Regions from separate parts of the Homo sapiens genome. Here region 1 is linked to region 2. A link is an interaction called in ENCODE POLR2A ChIA-PET data of the cell type or tissue named here. Cell type or tissue: K562. All regions are shown on one strand. Links, peaks and the distances in the headings refer to the core of each region. The heading gives the core; the rest is flanking DNA.

What was found. Peaks named below come from ENCODE experiments on the same cell type or tissue, not always from the same donor. Only the 100,000 strongest peaks of a DNase experiment are listed, where the experiment ranks them.
Region 1: POLR2A ChIA-PET joins it to region 2 with 6 read pairs; 2 of 35 experiments call an interaction of 5 or more read pairs at or near these places.

The regions. Positions count from the first base shown.
Region 1 is chr3:49,315,423-49,326,757 of GRCh38, forward strand. It overlaps USP4 (ubiquitin specific peptidase 4), which reads right to left. Exons shown (of 22, transcript NM_003363.4): 4 at 10,297-10,423; 5 at 9,472-9,617; 6 at 9,280-9,341. It overlaps LOC124906236 (Sjoegren syndrome nuclear autoantigen 1 homolog), which reads right to left and starts at 3,640. Exons shown (of 2, transcript XM_047449404.1): 1 at 2,887-3,640; 2 at 1,230-2,056. The coding sequence starts at 2,043. The coding sequence ends at 1,660. RefSeq lists enhancers at 1,070-1,571, 1,572-2,071. In K562, for the core only: no CTCF peak of the experiment used is centred there; no DNase peak of the experiment used is centred there.
Region 2 is chr3:49,875,530-49,886,864 of GRCh38, forward strand. It overlaps the pseudogene ACTL11P. Among named protein-coding and RNA genes, the nearest start is that of CAMKV, 11 kb to the left of the region's middle. RefSeq lists an enhancer at 8,627-9,128. In K562, for the core only: no CTCF peak of the experiment used is centred there; a DNase peak (open chromatin) is centred at 5,242.

The sequences.
Region 1 (11,335 bases), core at 2,138-10,137, 560 kb before region 2:
ATGCTGAGCACTAGGGCAGGGACTTGTCTCCAGACCTTCAGGCAACTGTGGAACAAACCCTGGGCATTACAGGCTGGAATATAGGAAGCCAGGAGAAATGTCTGAATCTCAGGCATATATATTAGGTAAGCAAGATCTCACTCTGATTTGTGACTGGGTCTCATGCCACACTCTGAAAACAGACACTATGCCTCCAAACAAGGATACCTCTGCTCCTAAGAGACACTGTAGTCAAGCCTCTGGACTCCCAGGCACCTTTCTACTGGTAAGTCCTGCTCCCCAGGCATGTCACGTGATTATCAATTACAACTCAAACGTGTGCCTGATACCATGGTGGGACCCTGTAACATCCCTGTGCCCAGGCCCAAAGTGAGGCTCTGGACAAACCAGGCAAAGCCCATCCCTGCCCTCCTTAATCTACTGCACTCCACTTGCTTCTCAGATGTTCTCCAGACTGAATGCTGCTCTGAGGATGAATCTATCCTATCCTTTAAGACTAGGCCAGGCGTGGTGGCTCACGCCTGTAATCCCAGCACTTTGGGAGGCTGAGGTGGGCGGATCACATGAGGTTGGGAGTCCGAGACCAGTCTGACCAACACAGAGGAACCCCATCTCTACTAAAAATACAAAATTAGCCAGGCATGGTGGCACATGCCTGTAATTCCATCTACTCAGAGGCTGAGGCAGGAGAATCACTTGAACCCGGGAGGTGGAGGTTGCAGTGAGCCGAGATCGCGCCATTGCACTCCAGACTGGGAAATGAGAGCGAGACTTCATCTAAAAAAAATAAAATAAAGACTGACCTCAAGTATCCAGCGTCTGGTACCTGGAATTATAATTAAGATAATGATAAACTCTTTTAATTTAACTTTATTTATTTATTTTGAGAGTGTCTCACTCTGTCACCCAGGCTGGAGTGCAGTGGTCCAATCTCAGCTCACTGCAGACTTCACCTCCCCAGTTCAAGCAATTCTCATGCCTCAGCCTCCCCAGTTCAAGCAATTCTCATGCCTCAGCCTCCCGAGTAGCTGGAATTACAGGTGCATGCCACTATGCCTGGCTATTTTTTTATTTTTAGTAGAGACAGGGTTTTACCATGTTGGCCAGGCTAGTCTCGAACTCCTGGCCTCAAGTGATCTGCCCGCCTCAGCCTCCCAAAGTGCTAGAATTATAGGCGTAAGCCACCAAGCCCGGTTAACTTATTTTTCATTCATTCATTCAATCATTTATTTATTTTTACAAAGATAATCTTTATTGACAGTCACAGGCCACAGGGGTGAGCCCTGAGGTTTGGGTTCTGGGATGAAGGAGAACCCCTGCCCCCTGCCCTGGGCCTCTGCTGGCTGAGGGGACCTCCATGGTGCTCAGACTACAACCAGGACCTCCCTGGCAGCCCAGGAGTGTGGGTGCCGCAGAGACAGGCCCCTTGCAGAGCTGACCTAGAGCCCACCCTCCCCATAGCCTGTGTGAGCACAAAGCCAGGACCCACAGGCTGTGCCCCGGGCTTGTCACTGATGCCAGTGGAGGTTGGCAGCTGCCCCTCTTAGCACCTGAGACAGTGAAAGAAGGCAGCTGCTGCCATGAAGAAGACGCTCTGTGGACAGACTTGCTGGGGCTGAGTTGAGGGGCGCACAGAGGCAGGCCCTGCCCATGGTCTGGTCAGCTGTCCCTGCCACCACTACTTTTCTGGTCTGAGGCTGTAGCCTTGGTCAGGTTCCCAGCTTCCCTCTTCAGGACACTGAGCAAAGTCTGGGAGCTCTCCAGCATCTTGAGGTAGGTGGCCTCCGTCTCCGCGATGGTCTGGTAGAACTTACTGCAAGAGGCAATCTTGCGTGCCAGGTTCTCGTTGACGCGGGCCAGCTTCTCGTTGACGCAGGCCAGCTTCTCTGTCAGCTGCCTCACCTCATTCTGCAGCCGCTGTTTCTTGTCCTCCTCCTGCTGGATCTGCCAGCACAGCTCCTCCTGCTTCTGGCATAGCTCCTCTATGCATTTGACCAGCTTGTTGTCGTAGTTCTGCAGCGCCATGCCCTGCTGGGTCAACATCTCCTGGGGCCCCCTATTTTTTTTTTTGAGATGGAGTTTCACTCTTTTTTTGTTTTGTTTTGTTTTTTGTTTGTTTGTTTTTTTTTTTTTTTTGAGACAACAGTCTTACTCTGTTGCCCAGCCTGGAGTGCAGTGGCGTGATATCGGCTCACTGCATGCTCCGCCTCCTGGGTTCACATCATTCTCCTGCCTCAGCCTCCCGAGTAGCTGGGACTACAGGCGCCTGCCACCATGCCCGTGGTGTTTTTTTTTTTTTTTAAGTATTTTTAGTAGAGACGGGGTTTCACTGTGTTAGCCAGGATGGTCTCAATCTCCTGACCTCGTGATCCGCCCGCCTCGGCCTCCCAAAGTGCTGGGATTACAGGCATGAGCCACTGCGCCCAGCCTGAGATGGAGTTTCACTCTTGTTGCCCAGGCTGGAAAGCAATGGTGAAGTCTCAGCTCACTGCAACCTCTGCCTCCTGGGTTTAAGCGAGTCTCTTGCCTCAGGCTCCCAGGTAGCTGGGATTACAGGCACACGCCACCACGCCTGGCTAATTTTTGCATTTTTAGTAGAGACAGGGTTTCACCATGTTGGCCAGACTGGTCTTGAACTCCTGACCTTAGGTGATCCGCCCGCCTTGGCCTCCCAAAGTGCTGGGATTATAGGCATGAGCCACCGTGCCTGACCTAATTTTATTTTTTTAAGAGACAGGGTCACATTATGTTGCCTAGGATGGTCTCAAACTCCTGGGCTCAAGCAATCTTCCCACATCAGCCTCTCAAACTGCTGGGATTACAGGCATGAGCCACCAGTGCCCAGCTACAATAAACTCTTAACAGTCAGAATACTTGCTGCCTTACCAAAAGTCAAGCTGTGACTCCACACCAACACTGTGAACACCATCTGTAGGCAAAGGTGGCTTTCTTAACTTCAGGGACACCAATCTCTTCTGGCTCTGGGCTGGCAACCTTAAAGGGCCTTATAGACCTCAGGCAAGTGACGTTAAAGGGAAAGAGAGAAACAGATGGAAAGAGACAAAGCCAGGTCTACACAAACCCTTGAGAAACTAATATTAAGTTAGCTGGAGCAATTCACATGGAAGAGAAAACTCTGAAAATGCCCAGAATTTACAAGGTGGTCCTCATTAGTGAAAAAAAGACAATTAAATATAAACAACCGGCCAGGTGTGGTGGCTCACGCCTGTAATCCCAGCACTCTGGGACGCCAAGGCGGGTGGATCACCTGAGGCCAGGAGTTCGAGACCAGCCTGGCCAACGTGGTGAAATCCCATCTCTACTAAAAATACAAAAAATTAGCCGGGCGTGGTGGCACGAACCCGTAATCCCAGCTGCTCAGGAGGCTGAGGCAGGAGAATCGCTTGAACCTGAGAGGCAGAGGTTGCAGTGAGCCGAGATCGTGCCACTGCACTCCAGCCTGGGTGACAGAGCAAGACTCTGCCTCAAAAAAAAAAAAAAAACAAACCACCATCACCACCACCAAGGAATCCATCCATGGAAACATTTACTATCCTCTGCCAAGAAATATATTAAATTGGAGGGAGGACTGTTGAGGGATAAATAAATAAATAGAAATACATTGGCCAGGCATGGTGGCTCACACCTGTAATTCCACCACCTTGGGAGGGATTGCGCCACTGCACTCCTGCTTGGGTGACAGAGCAAGACTGCATCTCAAAAAAAAAAAAAAAGAAATATATAAAACTGACTCTATTGGTAGGTTTTAAAAAAGTTATTAAGCCAACTAGTGACCTTCCTTCGATGACATATTCCCTTGATGTACGTTTTCTTGTTATTTTTTGAGACGGAGTCTTGCTCTGTTGCCCAGGCTGGAGTGCAGTGGCGCGATCTCGGCTGACCGCAACCTCCGCCTCCCGGGTTCAAGAGATTCTCCTGCCTCAGCCTCCCGAGTAGCTGGGACTACAGGAGCATGCCATCACACCCAGCTAATTTTTTTGTATTTTTAGTAGAGACGGGGTTTCACCATATTGGCCCAGGATGGTCTTGATCTCTTGACCTCGTGATGTGCCTGCCTCTGCCTCCCAAAGTGCTGGGATTACAGGCATAAGCCACTATTTCCATTCCCTCAATTTCAACTTCTCTGTGTCTTTGACACACAATGTATTACTAAACATGTTTGTTTGTTTGTTTGTTTGTTTGTTTTCTGAGATGGAGTCTTGCTCTGTCACGCAGGCTGGAGTGCAATGGTGCCATCTCAGCTCACTACAACCTCCACCTCCTGAGTTCAAGCAATTCTCCTGCCTCAGCCTCCCAAGTAGCTGGGATTACAGGTGCACGCCACCACTCCTGGCTAATTTTCTGTACTTTTAGTAGATAGGGGGGTCTCGCTATGTTCACCAGGCTGGTCTTGAACTCCTGACCTCAAGTGATCCACCCACCTCCGCCTCCCAAAGTGGGATTACAGGCCATGAGCCACTGTGCCCAGCCTTGTTTTGTTTTCTTGTGTTTTGAGACAAGCTCTTGCTCTGTCACCCAGGCTGCAGTGCAGTGCACAATTATAGCTCACTACAGCCTCAAACTCCTGTGCTCAAGGGATCCTCCCACCTCAGCCTCCCAAGAAGCTGGAACTGCAGGCACAAGCTACCATGCCCAGCTAATTTTTAAAAAAAATTTTGTAGAGACAGGAGTCTTGCTATGTTGACCAGGCTGGTCTCAAACTCCTATCCTCAAGCAATCCTCCCACCTCAGCTTTCCAAAATGTTGGGATTACAGGTATAAGCCACCATGCCTGACTCTTTTTTTCCAAGAGACAGGGTCTCCAGCCTGACCAACATGGAGAAACCCTGTCTCTACTAAAAATACAAAATTAGCCGGGCGTGGTGGCGCATGCCTGTAATCCCAGCTACTCGAGAGGCTGAGGCAGGAGAATTGCTTGAACCTGGGAGGCAGAGGTTGCAGTGAGCCAAGATCGCGCCATTACACTCCAACCTGGGCAACAAGAGTGAAACTCCATCTCAAACAAAAAAGAAAAAGAAAAAGAGACAGCATCTCACTCTGTCGTCCAGGCTGGAGTGCAATGATGCAATCGTGGCTCACGGTAACTTCGAACTCCTGGGCTCAAGCAAGCTTCCTCCCTCAGCCTTCTGAGTAGCTAGGACTATAGGCACATACCACTGTATCCCTGGTGTGGTTTGTCTTTTAAAGTCTGATCTGAGAGTTTGTCTTTAGTTTGGTAAATTTAACTCATCTACAGTGATTCTAATGCTGTTATTAGACTTCACTGAATTTAATTCAGCCTCCTTATTTCAGGTTTCTTTTTTTTCCCCCTTTTTCCACATGTTCTAACATGCTTTCTAATTACCATACTTCTTATTTTTTCCCCCCTTCATTTTTGCCTTCCATTAATTTTCCTTTTGCAGGTGTGGCAGTTTGCTAGTCGCCTCCTGCTAGCTATTTTCCCCTCCTTCCTTAGTTTGAGAACCCCAGTTTTTAGCTGGACATGATGCAGTCCTGCTATACAGTACATCCCAGCCTTCCTGAAAGCCAGGTATTGTCATATGATTAGCCAATGAGATACAAAGGAGGTTTGATGTATGATATCTGAGAAATGTCCTAAAAAGGAAGGGGTAGGTCAGCTGGGTTTAATATTGCCATGGAGCTGCTACGTCAGCAATGGATTGACTGCCTACGTCAGAAATTCTTTTCAGAAAGATGTAAGCCTCCATCTTGCTTAATACGCTAATTTGCAGATTTTTCTTACCTGCCAGCAAGCCTTTCCTAACTGACGTAGTATGTTTCAAAGTTATACATTCAATTTTCCGTTTCTGTTAGTTGTTCCATTAACTTATTAGGATCTCTATTTTTATTTTTCCCCATAAATTACATAAACTTACAATTGTTCACCTTTCTCATCCTCAAGAATAGTAGTTCTGGACATTCTCATCTCTCTCTGCTCTATACTAATTCCTCACCTATGTTGGAATTACCCAGAATTTATCTCTGGAATATTATAGATACTAGTTGCTTTCTTAAACCTTGATTATTATTGTACCTTTTTTTTTTTTTTCTCCTGAGACAGAGTCTCACTGTATCGCCCAAGCTGGAGTGCAGTGGCACGATCTAGGCTCACTGCAATCCCCACCACCATTCTCATGCCTCAGCCTCCCCAGTAGCTACGATTACAGGCATGTGCCACTGCACCGGGCTAATTTTCTTCTATTTTTTAAGAGATGGGGTTTCAGCATGTTGGCCAGCCACCGCACCTGGCCTATTATTGATTTTTTTTGGCCGGGCGCCGTGGCTTATGCCTGTAATCCCAGCATTTTGGGAGGCCGAGGCAGGCGGATCACTTGAGGCTAGAAGTTCGAGACCAGCCTGGCCAACATGGTGAAACCCCGTCTCTACTAAAAATACAAAAATTGGCTGTGCATGGGTGGCATGCACCTGTAATCCCAGCTACTCAGGAGGCTGAGGCACAGAATTGCTTGAACCCAGGAGGCAGAGGTTACAGTGAACCGAGATCATGCCACTGGACTCCAGCCTGGGCTACAGATCAAGACTCCGTCTATTAAAAAAACAAAAAAACAAAACCCCTGAGTGTATAAAATCAAGAAATTTGCACCAAGTGATACATCCATGTAACCACTACCCTGACCAAGAAACAGGACACCCCCAGACCCCTAGGTGTCCTTCTCACGATTCAGTCGCAATTCTTCCCAACACTAACCAGTTCTGACCATGAATCCCCAAGGTTAATTTTGCCTGTTATAAAGTTTTAAGTCAACAGAATCATTATGCCCTGCTCTGTGTCTACCTTCTCTCATTCATCATTTTTCATTAGACTCATCACTGTTGTGCAAAGCTGGACAGAATTTCCTTGTGTGCTTACACTTACTGCAGTTTATCCATTTACTTTTGATGGACATTTGGGTTAGCTCCAGTTTGTAACTATGACAAGCAGTGCTAGCACAAACATCCTGAAATATGTATTTAAGAGAACATGGGATATATTTCTATTGGTTATATGCCTAACAACAGGATTGTTGAGTAGCAGAATGTGCATATAATTCTACATTTTTGCCTCTTTTTTTTACTAGTGTTGCCTGACTTGTTTGTATTGACTAGTAGGAATTTCTTTGCAACTCTAGATATACGACCAGCTGTGGTGGCTCATGCCTGTAATCCAGCACTTTGGGAGGCTAAGGCAGGCAGATAACTACAGGCCAGGAGTTCAAGACCAGCCTGGCCAACATGGTAAAACCCTGTCTCTACTAAAAATACAAAAATTAGCTGGGCATGGTGGTGGGAGCTTGTAGTCCCAGCTGCTCGGGAGGCTGAGGCATCAGTCACTTGAACCCGGGAGTGGGGGTGCAGTGAGCTGAGATCGCACCATTGCACTCCAACCTTGGCAAGAGAGTAAGACTCCGTCACAGGGAAAAAAAAAAAAGAAAAAAAAATTCTGGACACAACTTGTCAGACATGGATTACAAATCTCTTCTCTCACTGTATGGCTTATGGCTTGTCTTCACTCACTGGTGAACAGACATTCTTTTTTTTTTGAGATGGAGTTTCGCTCTTGTTCCCCAGGCTAGAGTGCAATGGTGCAATCTCAGTTCCCTGCAACCTCCGCCTCCCGGGTTCAAGCGATTCTCCTGCCTCAGCCTCCCAAGTAGCTGAAATTACAGATATGCACCACCACGCCTGGCTAATTTTGCATTTTTAGTAGAGACAGGGTTTCTCCATGTTGGTCAGGCTGGTCTCAAACTCTCAACCTCAGGTGAGCCGCCCACCTCGGCCTCCCAAAGTGCTGGGATTACAGGCATGAGCCACTGCTCCTGGCCTTTTTAAAAAAAAAAAAAAAAAAAAAAAAAAAGAGATGGGGTCTTGCTGTCGCCCAGGCTGGAGGGCAATGGCAGAATCATAGCTCACTGCAGCCTCAAACTCCTGGACTCAAGCAATGCTCCCACCTCAGCCTGTCAGGTAGCTGGGACTACAGGCACTCACCATTGTGCTTAATCCCATCTGCAAAGTCCCTTTTGCCATGTCACCTGACATAATGACAGATTCTGAAACAGATTCTGGGAATTAGGATATGGATATCTCAGGGTGAAGATGAGCACAGCTATGCCTACCACAGCTATTTTATTTATCTTGTCAACAACTGGCAACCGGGGTTTCTTAAACTGGAGTCCATGACTGGACTTCAGGGGTTCTAACAGTTCTTCTCTTAAGAACTCATAGTTTTCATGGTTCTCAAATGACCTAGGAGCCCACTACTATGTAATGGTCACAGTCCAAGGCCTGACAGAGGGAAAAGGACAGAGCGCAACATTATTCCCATAACTACTGGAACACAGATATAATTTCCAAAACTTATACCATAACGAAAATTAATCACTTCTTTATCTCCCTAAGAACATGCACAGTTCCACATACCACATGAACATCTCTTGAAACAGATGTGTCCTTAGTCCAAGTTTTGTAGCTGAACAATTCACCCAGCAAGCTCCCAGGGCAACAATGAGTAACAGGCCACTGGGCAGAAACAGGTAGAATCAAGCTATCACTTTTTTTTTGTTTTTGTTTTTTTTGGGTCAGAGTCTTGCACTGTCACCTAGGCTGGAGTATAATGGTGCGATCTCAGCTCACTGCAGCCTTCACCTCCTGGATTCAAGCGACTCTTGAGCCTCAGCCTCCCGAGTAGCTGAGATTACAGGTACCTGCCACCATGCCTAGCTAATTTTTGTATTTTTAGTAGAGACAGGGTTTTACCATGTTGACCAGGCTGGGCTCGAACTCCTGGCCTCAGGTGAGCCACCTCCCACGGCCTCTCAAAGTGCTGAGCTTACAGGCATGAGCCACCATGCTCAGGCCTCAACTATCACTTTTAAGTCATATAAAACCCCATGCCTTAGCCTTCCTCTTATCCATCAAGGCCTCTAACTACATGTGGAGAAAATAAAAGCGTGACAAAAACAAAGCAACCTCCTGGTAGAGCAGCAACCTTAGACTTGATCCCTCATATCCCTTCCTCCTTTTCTCATTCTCCACGAGCAGAGGCTCGCCACCTTGCTGAGATATCCTGACAGGCTTCCCTTAGATGCTGCCCTGCTACCAAAAGCCACGGTCTTCATCCAGAAGCATGAACTCTGGATATACAAAATAGGCATTGTTCATCTGAATCAGAACAATTTTTCTTAGTACAAGTACTGCCTTAGGAAAGACTGTCTCTTTTGCACATGTGAGCCTACAACAAGGGAGAAAAAATTCACTTACTTTGACTGCAAGGTCTGCCTGGGCCATGTGCCATCTTCATTTTGAGGCTCAATTACTAGCACCTGAGTGAAAGGGGAAACCAAATGAGGAGAGTTCAAACCACCGCACTTCCAACATGCTTAGAAGCAAAAAGTATCTGGCCACACACCCTGGGCAGAGCTACCTGCTGGGGAATGGCCAGGGCCCTCCTACCTGACCCTGGTATAGCCCAGCATCCTGGACAGTGTTGTCTAGCTTGCTCAACTGCTCGTAGGTGTTGCTCATGTATTTGTTCCAGAGCCGTGTTTCACGCTCCGCAGGGATGTTGAATAGCTTCCGCATCTCTTTCTCGATGGTTGCTAGGAACAGGCAGAAATATCACTTGGGGCTTTGTCCACATGCAAGGCTAAAGACAGCCATGGCAAACTAATGCTCATCCTCTTTCTTGTCAGATGCTCACAGGTGCTCTGGATCAACCCCCTGATACCTCTTAAAATCAATCATCTCCCATGGGTGGCCTCTTGCACTCATATGCCTGGAAAGTATCCCTATGCTTCTTTGCTAACGTGTGTCTCTCATTTATGGCGCAAAAGCAACATAGAAAGCGAGAAAGCTTATCTTTGGAGTTAACTCAGATATGGCTTCAAAAGCTAGCTCCACCATTTTCTGGCTGCGATTTGTTTTTTTTTTTAAGAGACAGGATCTTGCTCTGATGCCCAGGCTGCAGTGCAGTGGTGGGATCGTAGCTCACTGTAAACCTTGCTGAGATTTTTAAATAAGTTATTTTTAAACTTCTTTGGATCTACATTTCCTTATCTTCATTATCATAGACAAATGGGCAAGGAGCAGGCCCAGTGTTCTCTCCATAAGAATTCCTGGAGGAATAGGCCCCCAGGTCAGGACTGGCAACTACAGCTCGAGATGATTTGGGTAACAAATCTAAAGAGGGCATATAAAATAATGCCCTCTTCCCTCCCATCAGCCACAATGTCCTACACTCTCTCACCACATACCAGGGACCCCAGCCCAGCCTCTCACCAATGGTGTCTGCCTTGCTGAAATGGCAACTCAGCACATTGGTGGGGTCACTGTTCTCACAGAGCTTCAGTTCCAGCAAATACACCTCGACTTTGCAGTGCTTGACAAACAGGCCATGCTCCACAACCTATGAACAAGAGGCAGGGGTGAGGGCATAGCGGTTTTGCAGCTGGGCAGTCTTGGATGTAGCATATCTTATCAGAAGCAAAAAGCAGAAAACTCATGATAATCCATTTCCTTTACTGATCAAGGGATCAAAAGAACAGATTTTTAAAGCTACCAGTACCTGGACAAAGAGTTTAAAAATATTTTTTCTGGCCGCGTGTGGTGGCTCACGCTTGTAATCTCAACACTCTGGGAGGCCGAGGTGGGTGGATCACTTGAGGTCAGGAATTTGAGACCAGCCTGACCAACATGGTGAAACCCCATTTCTATGAAAAATACAAAAATTAGCCGGGCATGGTGGCATGTGCCTGTAATCCCAACTACTCAGGAGGCTGAGACAGGGGAATCGCTTGAACCCAGGAGGTGGAGGCTGCAGTGAGCCAAGATCGCTCCACTGCACTCCAGCCTGGGCGACAGAGCGAGACTCTGTACCCCGCAAAAAAATATATATATATTTTTTTTCTACCCACTAAGACCAAGAGCATCTTGATGATATTAGAGAGAAGCCTATTCTTCACTGTTTTTTGTTTTTGAGATGGAGTCTTCCTCCGTCAGCAGCCTGGAGTGCAGTGGTGCGATCTCAGCTCATTACAACCTGCACCTCCTGGGTTCAAGAGATTCTCCTGCCTCAGCCTCCCGAGTAGCTGGGACTACAGGGGCCCACCATCATGCCCAGCTAATTTTTGTATTTTTAGTAGAGACAGGATTTCACCATGTTGGCCAGGATGGTCTCGATCTCTTAACCTCGTGATCCGCCTGCCTCAGCCTCCCAAAGTGCTGGGATTACAGGCGTGAGCCACCATGCACGGCCTGATCAAAGACTCTTTTTTTTTTTTTGCAACCGAGTCTCACTCTGTTGCCAGGCTGCAGTACA
Region 2 (11,335 bases), core at 1,702-9,701:
GCTGGGTGGACAGCATATTTTCAGGGACATAGATGGATGGGTGGCTGGGCATGAGGCCCACAAGCACTGCCCGTGAGCCCACAGGGTCATGGCACAGCAGCCCCATCAAATACCAGCACACGGTCCTCCACAACTTCCTGAAGCTGGCAGGTTGGGGCACTGGAGAGGGGGATCTGCATGGCTTCCTTCGGAGACTGGAATGGGGACTGCTTGTGGCAGGTTACTTGGTAGGCAGACAGTGGCACATTAGAGCTGGTATTGTCACAGACATTGGGGAGCTGCTTCTGTGGCTGAGAGCTACAGATCTCCTGGCTACTCCTCTGGGACTTGGAGATAACTGGGGGCTCTGGGCCTGGCATTGGGCTGCCTGGCCTGGAGGTAGAGACTGGAAGTTTCTTCATGGGGTTCTCAGCCTCCTCAGTTGGCACCTTCCTTCTGGGCACCTTCCTTCTGGTAACCTCCTCCTCCTGGGCATGGTCTGGGCGCTCTTCTAGAGTAGGCTTTGGGATGGGAGCCTCCTCTTTAGAGTGGAGATTCACTTTGTCCTGGCAAGATGCAACTATTTTGGAAGACTCCAAGACAGTTGACCACTGATTGCCACACTTCCTGAGAAGGAGGTCTTGAGATGGGCCCTTGGTGACTGCAGTGGTGTCAGTCAGGTGATCAATGGTATGGATGTCAGTTTCAACTGCAGTGGGGGTTGGGGTAACATCCAGAGCTGGAGTCGTAGCCCAAGCTGGAATTGGAGGAGTCAGTGACAGAAAAGAAGGTGTAAGTCCGGGCACGGTGGCTCACACCTATAATCCCAACACTTCGGGAGGCCAAAGCAGGTGGATCACCTGAGGTTGGGAATTTGAGACCAGCCTGACCAACATGGAGAAACCCAGTCTTTACTAAAAATACAAAACTTAGTTGGATGTGATAGCGGGCACGTGTAATCCCAGCTACTTGGGAGGCTGAGGCAGGAGAATCGCTTGAACCCAGGAGGCGGAGGTTGCAGTGAGCTGAGATCGCGCCATTGCACTCCAGCCTGGGCAACAAGAGCAAAACTCCATCTCAAAAAAAGAAAGAAAGAAATTTTAAAAAAGAATGTGTAACTAGGGCAGCAGCCTGAGCTGGACACTTACCCTGGTCCTGATCTTGGGCTAGATCCTGAGCTGGAGCCAGAAGAGCACCTTGGGCTTCGGGAGCACCATTCTCTCCTGAGAGGAGGAAGGGCAGCCACCGACTCTTCCTGCTGCCCAAGGAGGCTATCTGGTCGGAGCTGCAGGGGCCTTTGCCCCAGCCTACCAGGACCTTAGCTGGACGCTTGCCTTCCCCCAAATTCTGCACCTGAAACCGAAGGTGGCAGGGTCCACACTGGGCTATGTCACTGGTGCTGTCACTGTGCATGCACTCTGGTAAGGTCAGGGTGACATCCTCCATGATGAGATGTTGTTGGGCTCCCACAATGGGACTTGAAGATACACTAGTGGAGGAGAGTCTCGGGGCATCCTGGGAGGCCTGCTCACAGCAGCACTGGGAGCTAACCCAAGCAGGATCCTGGAGTAGCTGGCAAATGGACCCAGGGATGCAGGCCTGGGAGGCTGGGCCACAGGCACCATCAGTGATGGTCTTGGTAGACAATGACAACCCCTGCTTGAAGTATAGGGATTCTGAGCTTATCCGTGGTCCCTGAGACCCTCTGAGGCCACTCCCCAGCTGCTGGCTGCCGGCTGAGGGGTGGTCCTGGGGACCCGATGGATCAGGGCCCCCCACCTTCTTGGTGGCTTCCATAGTCCTCCTGCTCCATGCCCTAGGTGCCCTGCCCTCACTCCATTGCCATGGTGACCTTACACATCACAGCCCCCTGGGGATTGACTTGAAGATTCTGAGCAGAGGATCCACCCCCACCCCTGCTGCGCCCATCCCTAACCCTGCAGGATACTGGTCCTGGGCTTCAGGGACATGTGGCTCTGGGAAGGGGTGACATCACAGTGACCTGGGGAGTGCCAGAGTGTAGGAAACCAGGGTCCCCATGCTCCTGAAGAATGGAGGCTTGCCCAGGGAACCTTAGGAGGCAGGGGGCCAGGGGACACCAGTGAAGTCAGTCAGCTGCAGGCCAGCCTCCCCTATCCTTCCCAGCCAGGTGCACATTCTGCCCAGGCTAGTCCCACAGTGAGGGCCAGGAACTGTCAGGATAAGGCCAGAGGAAAAAGGTAGGCAGGGGAGACTCTGAGGAAGCCCCTGGCACAGAACCTTTGGATGGTGTGCAAAGTCCCTTCACCACTCAGCCCTGGGAGGCAGAAGTGGGTGAGGGACCCAAGCTCAGTCCCAAGCTCCCCTCCTTATGTTCCCCGGCTCCCGCTCCAGGGACAGCAGCTCCTTGGCAGTCTCTGCTGCTCCAGATGGTTCTCCTCTGCCTGTGCCTCATGGAGCCCCCTCCCCAGAGCCACATGTCCCTGAAGCCCAGGACCAGTATCCTGCAGGGGTAGGGATGGGGGTGGCAGGGGTGGGGGTGGGGCCTCTGCTCAGAATCCTCAAGTCAGAATTTCTAGCTCTTGACACATTGTGTCAGCTTCATCTTGGCCATAATGGGGGCAGAGCTCTGGGCACAGGGCTGCACCACAGCAGCCACAGGGCTAGCCAAGTGGCAATTACAGGATGGTAAGACCACAGTGGTCTCAGGGCTAGCCCCACAGTGGGGACATAGTGGGTGGAGGACTGAGTACACAGTGGGCATAGAGCTGCATATACAGCAAGGACAAGTCAGACAATGAATTAGATGGGGCGATGCATAGGAAATATAAGCTACCAGACCAGGTGGGCAATTCCACCCTCCATTTCTTTTCTTTTTTTTTTTTTTTTTTTTTTTGAGACAGAGTCTCGCTCTGTCACCCGGCTGGAGTGCAGTGGCGTGATCTCGGCTCACTGCAAGCTCCGCCTCCCGGGTTCCCACCATTCTCCTGCCTCAGTCTCCCGAGTAGCTGGGACTACAGGCGCCCGCCACCACGCCCAGCTAATTTTTTGTATTTTTAGTAGAGACAGGCTTTCACCGTGTTAGCCAGGATGGTCCTGATCTCCTGACCTCGTGATCCGCCCACCTCGGCCTCCCAAAGTGCTGGGATTACAGGCGTGAGCCACTGTGCCCGGCCCCATTTCTTAAATAGAGAGAAAAAAAGGGGGGCAGGGAGGAGTGGAACCTGCCTGGAGCAGCAGCCTAGGCTCAGAGCTGCCCTATAGCCACAAGGACAGGCCTAGGCAACAGTTTGGAGAGCTGCACATTGCCACAGGCCCAGGTCTGGAGGTTCTAACCTGTGGTAGGGTCAGGCCCTCCTCCTTCCCACCAGATCTGAGCTCTGGGCCTCCTCCCTCTGTCTGGCAGGGCTGTGTTCTTTCAGGCCTCAGTCTTTCCACCCAGGAAACAGGTTTGTGGACAATATAACTGTAGGTTTGTTCTCTGAAACTGTTTTCACAGAGGTTAAAAATAGTGTTTACAGTTGGCTGTGGGGTGTGAGGCTCTGTGACCAGGGACAAAAGTTAACACAAAGGTGCTGCATCTGCAGCTTGCTAACTTGGCACTGGGCACAGCCAGGCTCTGCCACATCTCAGGCCCCCTGGGCTCCCACCCCTCTTCCCTTGATGCTGCCTTTGGTTAAGAATGGGGACAGGGCCAGGTGTGGTGGCTCACGTCTGCAATCCCAATACTTTGGGAGGCCAAGACAGGAGGATTGCTTGAGCTCAGGAGTTTGAGACCAGCCTGGGCAACGAAGCGAGACCCCGTCTCTATAAAAATAATTTTTTTTTTTGAGATGGAGTCTCCCTTTCTTGCCCAGGCTAGAGTGTAATGGCACGATCTTGGCTCACTGCAACCTCTGCCTCCCAGGTTCAAGTGATTCTCCTGTCCCAGCCTCCCAGGTAGCTGGGATTACAGGCACCCGCCACCACGCCAGGCTAATTTTTGTATTTTTAGTAGAGACAGGTTTCACCATGTTGGCCAGGCTGGTCTTGAACTCCTGACCTCAGGTGATCCCTCTGCCTCAGCCTCCCAAAGTGCTAGGATTAAAAATGATTTTTTTTAAAAAGTTAAAAAAGAGTGGAAACCGATAGCTCTGGACACCAAGGGGGAGCTGCTCATCCTCTCATGCGAACGTCCAAAGCCCAAGGGTCTGCCTGTGCATATGTGTGCCTACATTCATGTACACACATACTTGCTGCCCACTATTAATGTCATTAATCTTTGGCTTAAGCAAGCTAGTTTTCTGTTTACAACAGAGATGCTAGTAACAGCCTCTAGTGCCTGTGCAGCATTTGAGCTGGACTGTGCCTTGGAGGGTTGGAGAGGCATGGAGAGAGGTCCTGAGAGCCTCTGGCCTGTCTCACCACTGAGCCATCGTCCACCTCCTGCAGAGGTGGGGCATAACACTCCTTTCCAGAACTGTGGTCCTTTGTAAACAACTGGCCTGAGGTCTCCTGGGGGAAGGGAGCAGAACTGGCTGAAGCGTCTAGCCCATGAAAGAAGGCCCAAAGGAAGCAGCCAGGATAGAGAAGGCCCTTATTTTTATTTTCATTTTTAGAAGCAAGGTCTCACTCTGTTGCCCAGGCTGGAGTGCAGTGGCATTATCATTGCTCACTGCAGCCTTGAACTCCTGGGCTCAAACAATCCTCACCACTCAGCCTTCTGAGTAGCTGGGATAGTGTGAGCCACCACACCTGGCTAATTTTTTTTTTTTTTTTTAATAGAGAAGGGTTCTCACTTTGTTGCCTAGGCTGGTCTCAAACTCCTGGCTTCCTCCCACCTTGGCCTCCCAAAGTGCTGGGATTACAAGCATGGGCCACCATGTCTGGCTGCAAAGGTCCTTATAGCAAACACCCCTTATAGTAATAATAACAATAACTGATATTGATGGGGTCCTTCCTCTGTGCCAGCACAACGTGGAGCACTCACAACCCAGACTCACAGCAATTCAATGAGCTGGGCACTGTCATACCTCATTTTACAAATAAGGAAATCAAGGCAAGGAAAGAAAGGGAGAGAGGTCTGTCTCAGCTAGTGTGTAGTGGAGCCAGAATCTGAAGCCAGGCCACCAGGCTCTGGATTCATACTTCAGGATCCTGTGTTGCCACCACTGGGTGCCATGCTCAGGGCCAGGCAGTCACAGACCCTGCTGGAGGGGAGCTAAAATGACTCCATTGTGGGTTCTGCAGCAGCAAGCCCTACACCCAAGCTGGGTCCTGCATGGACCTGCTCCTCCTCCTGATAGCTTATCAGGTAGCTCAAGCCTGAGAGGAGGCCCTTCCAGGAACCTGGTGGTGCTGAGTATGGGCCAGACTGAATCCTTCGTATTCAGAATTCTTAGCTGGCCAAAGCCTGCTCATCTCATCCAGCTGGGGAGAGGAGCAGCAGGGCAAATAAAGAGGCTTTCAGGCTGGGTCCCTTCTTCCCAGCCCCTAGGGATAGCGCCCCTCGGCCCCTCCCCCAACATGTTTTTAAATAGTGTCTCACCAGGAAGAAGGGCGTCCAATTCTATTTCTGAATCTGGGAAGTGAGGAGGGCCAACGTGTTGCCATGGCAACCTGGAGAGCCCCTCCCCCAGACTGAGCCCATTCCCCAGGCTGAGGGCTGTGGGGTGGGAGGGAGGTGGCAAGGAGGAGCTGGGAGGAGCTTAGTCTGTGGATGAGGCCAGATGGCGTCCCTGTGAGGGCAAGTCCTGCATGACCTTCTCCTCACACTTCACCTCACCCCTCTAGGCAGGCTTGCTAGGAAGGCCCCAACCTCTGCAGAGAGGGTCAAGGGTCAAATCACTGTGAGAAACCCTTCTCCCCTGTGGATCAGGCTGGAACCCTCCCACTTAGGAGGTCTTGAGGATAGTAGAGAGGTGGCAAGAAGGGCGTCAAGGGGAGAGGCACAGCGCCACACCCTATTAGGAGCTCTACAGCTGGCTCCCACACCTGCTTCAATACAGACCTATTTTCGGCTCCCTTGTGTTCTCAGGAGGCAGCTAGCTTTGTCAAGCCCCTGGCCTTGCACCCGTCCGGTCTGCCTGCCTTCTACTGCATTGGGAAGGGTCTGGACATCTCCAAAAGCTAGGATCAGAAAGAGCCTTAAAGGACTCCCAGTGCAGCCCTTCACTTGATAATGGAGCAAAAAGGGAGGCATGTTTCCCCACGGGTTCGCACCCCAGCCACTGTCCAGGGGTTCATACATCAGCCCTTCTACCCCAGAGGTGACAGATGGGTAGCATTTAGATCTGCAGAGGGAGGGCATTCCCCTCCCTCTTGAGCACAGCTCAAGCAAAGGCAGGCTTCTGAACAGACTCAAAGGTATCTTGATTCAACCCTCTCTTGGTGCTGATGGGAAGCTGAGGCCCCCCAAGGAGGAAGGAATGCACTCTTGGTCTCCTAGCTCTATGGCCCACACTCCTTACCTTCCTCTCCTTACCTTCCTCCCTGGAGCTATCCAAGTGACCTGTGAACCCTAGACCTAGACCTCCTGCTTCCCTGACATTTCTCCTGGCCAGGATACACCCATTCCACAGAGGCAGGACTATGATTAAAGGAGCTGGCACCTCCTGCTCCATGGCCCCCCTGTCTGACCCCAGAGGAAGACAGGAAGTATCAGAGAACCCCAGCCTTAGGGGAACCTTAGGCAGGGTTAGGGGAGATAATCCACTCCTATTCTGAAATGTGGAAGGCAGAACCCACTAGTACTAGCAGGATATGGCTTCTGAGCTCTAAGGCACAGGGAAATTTAAATAACAGATGTTTAAACAATCTTCCCTGCAAGCCGGCAGTGCAGTGACCCCTCTGCTGTGATGTGTTGCAGCTTAAAAATAGCCCACAATGAACTGCTCTGAGCCCCAATTGACTCGAGCTTACGTAACTCTGCGTGAAAGGTGGCCAGCCGCATCAGCCCAGAGGGAAGGCAACAGCACAGCCGCCCTGACTGCTGCCCACAGCTGTCTTAGGGGCTGGGAGAGCTCCTCACCCTCCCTGGGAACAGCCCCCACATCCAGAAGCCAGCAAAAGTGGAGGCAAAGGTGGTACTGCCAAAAGCACACATGGCTTCATGACTGCTGAGCAGAGCTGACCTCTAGTCACACCTGCAGAGGGAATGTGAGCAGAGCTGCCCTCCTTCAGGGTTCCTATGGAACCCAGGTCCGGTGGACAGTGGGAGTGACTTTAAATTAAACAGATGACTGGGTCGAAGAGACCAGGGCAGGAGCCCATGTGAACAGGGTGACTGGAGCCACCCAAAAGATTCCTTTCCCTCTTTGAAGAGAAGGCTCCCTGGCTTTGAGGGACATGTCAGCAGGATTAATGCTTGGCTAAAGCTGCCACTGCCATGGAGCCCACGGGTGGAGCTGACTCCTTTGGGGCCTCTGATTCTCCATGGTCCAGGGTGCAGTGTCCCACGAGGGACTTGTGGCATGAGGAAGGGATAATTAGTTTCAAGGGTGATTGAATCCCATGATCTTGACCGCCTGCTGCTTTAAGCTCCCTGCCTTCCCTAATGCATCTCCAGATCCCAAACGCCGAGTGCAAGACTGGCTACAAAAGTATGCAGGTGGTTGGTCAGGTGAGGTGGCTCACGCCTGTAATCCCAGCACTTCGGGAGGCTAAGGTGGGTGGATCACCTGAGGCCAAGTGTTCCAGACCAGCCTGGCCAACATGATGAAAGCCCATCTCTACTAAAAATAAAAAATAATTAGCCAGGGATGGTGGTACACGCCTATAATCCCAGCTACTCAGGAGGCTGAGGCAGAATTGCTTGAACCCAGGAGGCGGAGGTTGCAGTGAGCCAAGTTCATGCCATGGCACTCCAGCCTGGGTGACAGAGTGAGACTCTGTCTAAAAAAAAAAAGAGTATGCAGGTGGTTAAACCAAACTGAAAGAGAGTGGAGAGGTGAGATGGTGAAGATACCTCTGGCATTGGGAGTCTCTGGTACTCACTGGTCCCGCTGCTTTGGCACATGCTGAGCCTTACCAAGGAATAAGCAACTTCCCTCAGCTCCTACCACCTGAGCTGAAAATAGGAACCACCACAGGCCTGGCCCCTGAGCTCCCATAGAGCAACAATGAGACTGGGTTTGGAATGGGGCTATATCTGGAGCCCACAGGTATGACCCTAATATAGTTTGGATATTTGTCCCCACCCCAATCTCATGCTGAATTGCAATCCCCAGTGCTGGTGGTGGGGCCTGATGGGAGGTGTTTGGGTGATGGAGGTGGATGCCTCATCTTGGTGCTATCTTCATAACAGTGAGTTATTTTGAGATCTGGTCATTTAAAAGTATGTGGCACCTTCCTGCTACTCTCTCTCTCTCTTCCTCCAACTTGCACCATGTGAAGTGCCTGCTCCCGCTTTGCCTTCTGCCACGATTGTAAGCTTCCTGAGGCCTCCCCAGAAGCAGATGCTGGCACAATGCTTCCTGTACAGCCTGCAGAACTGTGAGCCAAGTAAACCTCTTACAAATTACCTAGTCTCAGGTATTTCTTTCTAGAGACCTAGCCTGATATAGACCCCCAGAGAGCCTTTGGGTCCCTCAGAATATTCCCTGAAAGGCTGGGGCTGAGGCCGAGACATAAGGGGAATCTTAGGCCAGATTCATGGTACCCCATCAAAGCAGGTCAGTCTGCCCCATGCACGCCCTCCAGGCTCCAGAGAACAGTGACACCAATGGGCAGTCAGGAGGGTGTGAGTCATCTGCTGCCTCCTCAGCGCCAGCTCCCACCCTGGCCTGCTCAGCCTTTATTAGCATCTGCTTGCCCCTAGCCCTACTGGGCTGAGATGGAGGGAGATGGGACAGAGAGGTACCTACTCTTCATAGCTCTTGGTTGGAAGGCTGGTCTCCGAAAGCCCTAGGAGAAACCTCTGTCCACACCATTCCACCCTGGTGGCAGGCCCAGGCCTCCCATGGCCACTAGTAACCCTCCTCTTGCACTGGCCACCCACCATACCTGAGCTACTGCCCAGGCCTCCCCTAGAGGAGAGGCAGCCCAGCCTTCATCAGCCCTGGAAGCCACATGGTCCCCCAGCCCATCCAGGGACCTAGAACTGACCCTCCCTACCCTGTTCTCCCTGGTAGCCCAGTCACTGATTTGAAGCCCTAAAACAGTCCGAGCTCCTGACACCCCAGATGGGGTTGGGACTATCAGATGGCTCTGAGAATGAAGCTCAGAGCTTAGGGGCTGCAGAAATTGAGAGTGGGGGCAGCTGTGTCACAATCCAGGGCCCCAAGTGCCTAACTGGGGCCCCTCCCTGGAGAATTCTGGCCCTGGAGGACCTTGGCCCAGAAGCAGGCCCAAAGCCCTACATTCTGGCTGCACCTGACACCCTCTTTCTCTCCTATCTCTCTTCTCTGGGAGCCTTTCCCATGCTAAGCTCCCTTCTTGTCCAGAGACTCCCTTTCTCTCTGAGCCCCTCATGTGAACAGATAAGCCAGTGGTCCATGAGCTGCAGAAGCTCAATGGGGAAGGAGCTCCTGGGCTTAAGAGATTTGGGTGATCCTTAGAACCCCAGGATGGGGTTAAAGGGGAGAACTACAAGTTGGAGGGATGAAGGCAGTCCTTTCCAACTGAGGTGGGGATGGGCCCCAGGATACTCCACTTACCTCCCTCGCAGCCTCCGGGGTAACACAAGTGTCTCCTGCACACACAGAGACAAAGGGTCAGTGGCCAAGCATGCGGGGCTACAACCTCCTCAGTGCCTGCTGAGGCACTGAGAGTCATCCAAGGTACGGTGGTAAACAGACAGATAGTCCTTCTCTGCCCCTCTTCAGCACACGGGTTCCTGATCTTTGGATCCCTGCACTCAAGCAAGAATCTCCTTTTAAGCCTTACCCACCTGTCCTCAGAGTCCTTAGAGTCCCCAGGACTGGACTTCTCTCTGGCCTGAGGTGGCAGAGCGAGCAGCAGCTGGATGGAGAAAGCTGGGCAGCTCTGGTCCCAAGGAGACTCTCACTCTGATTAGCAGGGAGCTCTTGCTCCAAACCCAGGGTTCCATGTCTGACAGGGCACAGAGCTGTGGGCTCCGAGGGAAGGAAGCCTACCCTCTTAGGGTGAGCTGGGGTCTCCTAACTGAAGGGATGGAGGCTATGGGGGTCCTGAGCAAGGGAGAAGAAACACTGTGATCCAGGTCCTGGGCCAGGCACCCTGGCACCCCAGCTACCCCCTCAGCAGTCAGTGTAGGGAGGAAGAGGAGGAGGGGAAAGTCTCCCTCTCAGAGGAGCACGCCCCTCTAGGGGCTGTTGTGCAGTGGCCTTTACAAGTACAAATAGCTGGGGCAGTTGGCACTTTGAAGTTGGCTCCTTTTTTTTTTTTTTTTTTTTTGAGATGGAGTCTCACTCTGTCGCCCATGCTAGAGTGCAGTAACCCGATCTCGGCTCACTGCAACCTCCGCCTCCCAAGTTCAAGCGAGTCTCCCACCTCAGCCTCCTGAGTACCTGGGATTGCAGGCGTGCACCACCACACACAGCTTAATTTTTGTAATTTTAGTAGAGACAGGGTTTCACCATCTTGGTCAGGCTGGTCTCAAACTGCTGACCTCAAGTGATCCGCCTGCCTCAGCCTCCCAAAGTGCTGGGATTACAGGCATGAGCCACCGCACCTGGCCAGAAGTTGGCTCCTTGAAAGTGTGGAGTTAGGCCGGGTGCGGTGGCTCACGCCTGTAATCCCAGCACTTTGGGAGGCCGAGGCGGGTGGATCATGAGGTCAGGAGATCGAGACCATCCTGGCTAACAAGGTGAAACCCCGTCTCTACTAAAAATACAAAAAATTAGCCGGGCGCGGTGGCGGGCGCCTGTAGTCCCAGCTACTCGGGAGGCTGAGGCAGGAGAATGGCGTGAACCCGGGAAGCGGAGCTTGCAGTGAGCCGAGATTGCGCCACTGCAGTCCGCAGTCCGGCCTGGGCGACAGAGCGAGACTCCGTCTCAAAAAAAAAAAAAGAAAGTGTGGAGTTGAGGCCTTGCTGCTGGCTTATCTCTCTTAAGGCTACAAGCGCAATCAATGCTGGCAGTGTTGCTGGGACCCAAGCCTCTATGCCCCAGATGGCAGGCCCCATTCCATCCTGGATGGTGTGACGGTGGGCACTGCAGATCGAGCAGGGAGCCCTGGAGAAGTGCTAGGGCTGGGGAAAGGGGAGGAGGCAGCCTGAGCCATGGAAGAAACCATCCTGGTCACTGCATGCTTGGGTACTCAGCCTACTTCCTTGGTTCCATCTAACAGTCCCCAGAGCCCTAGGACCTGGATCTGGGCCTTGCTCACCCTCCCTGTTCTCAAAATCCTTCTTGCTGATCCAACTCCTTTCCAGCCTCAGGGTCTTTGCATGTGTGACTCTCTGCCAAAAACCCTCTTT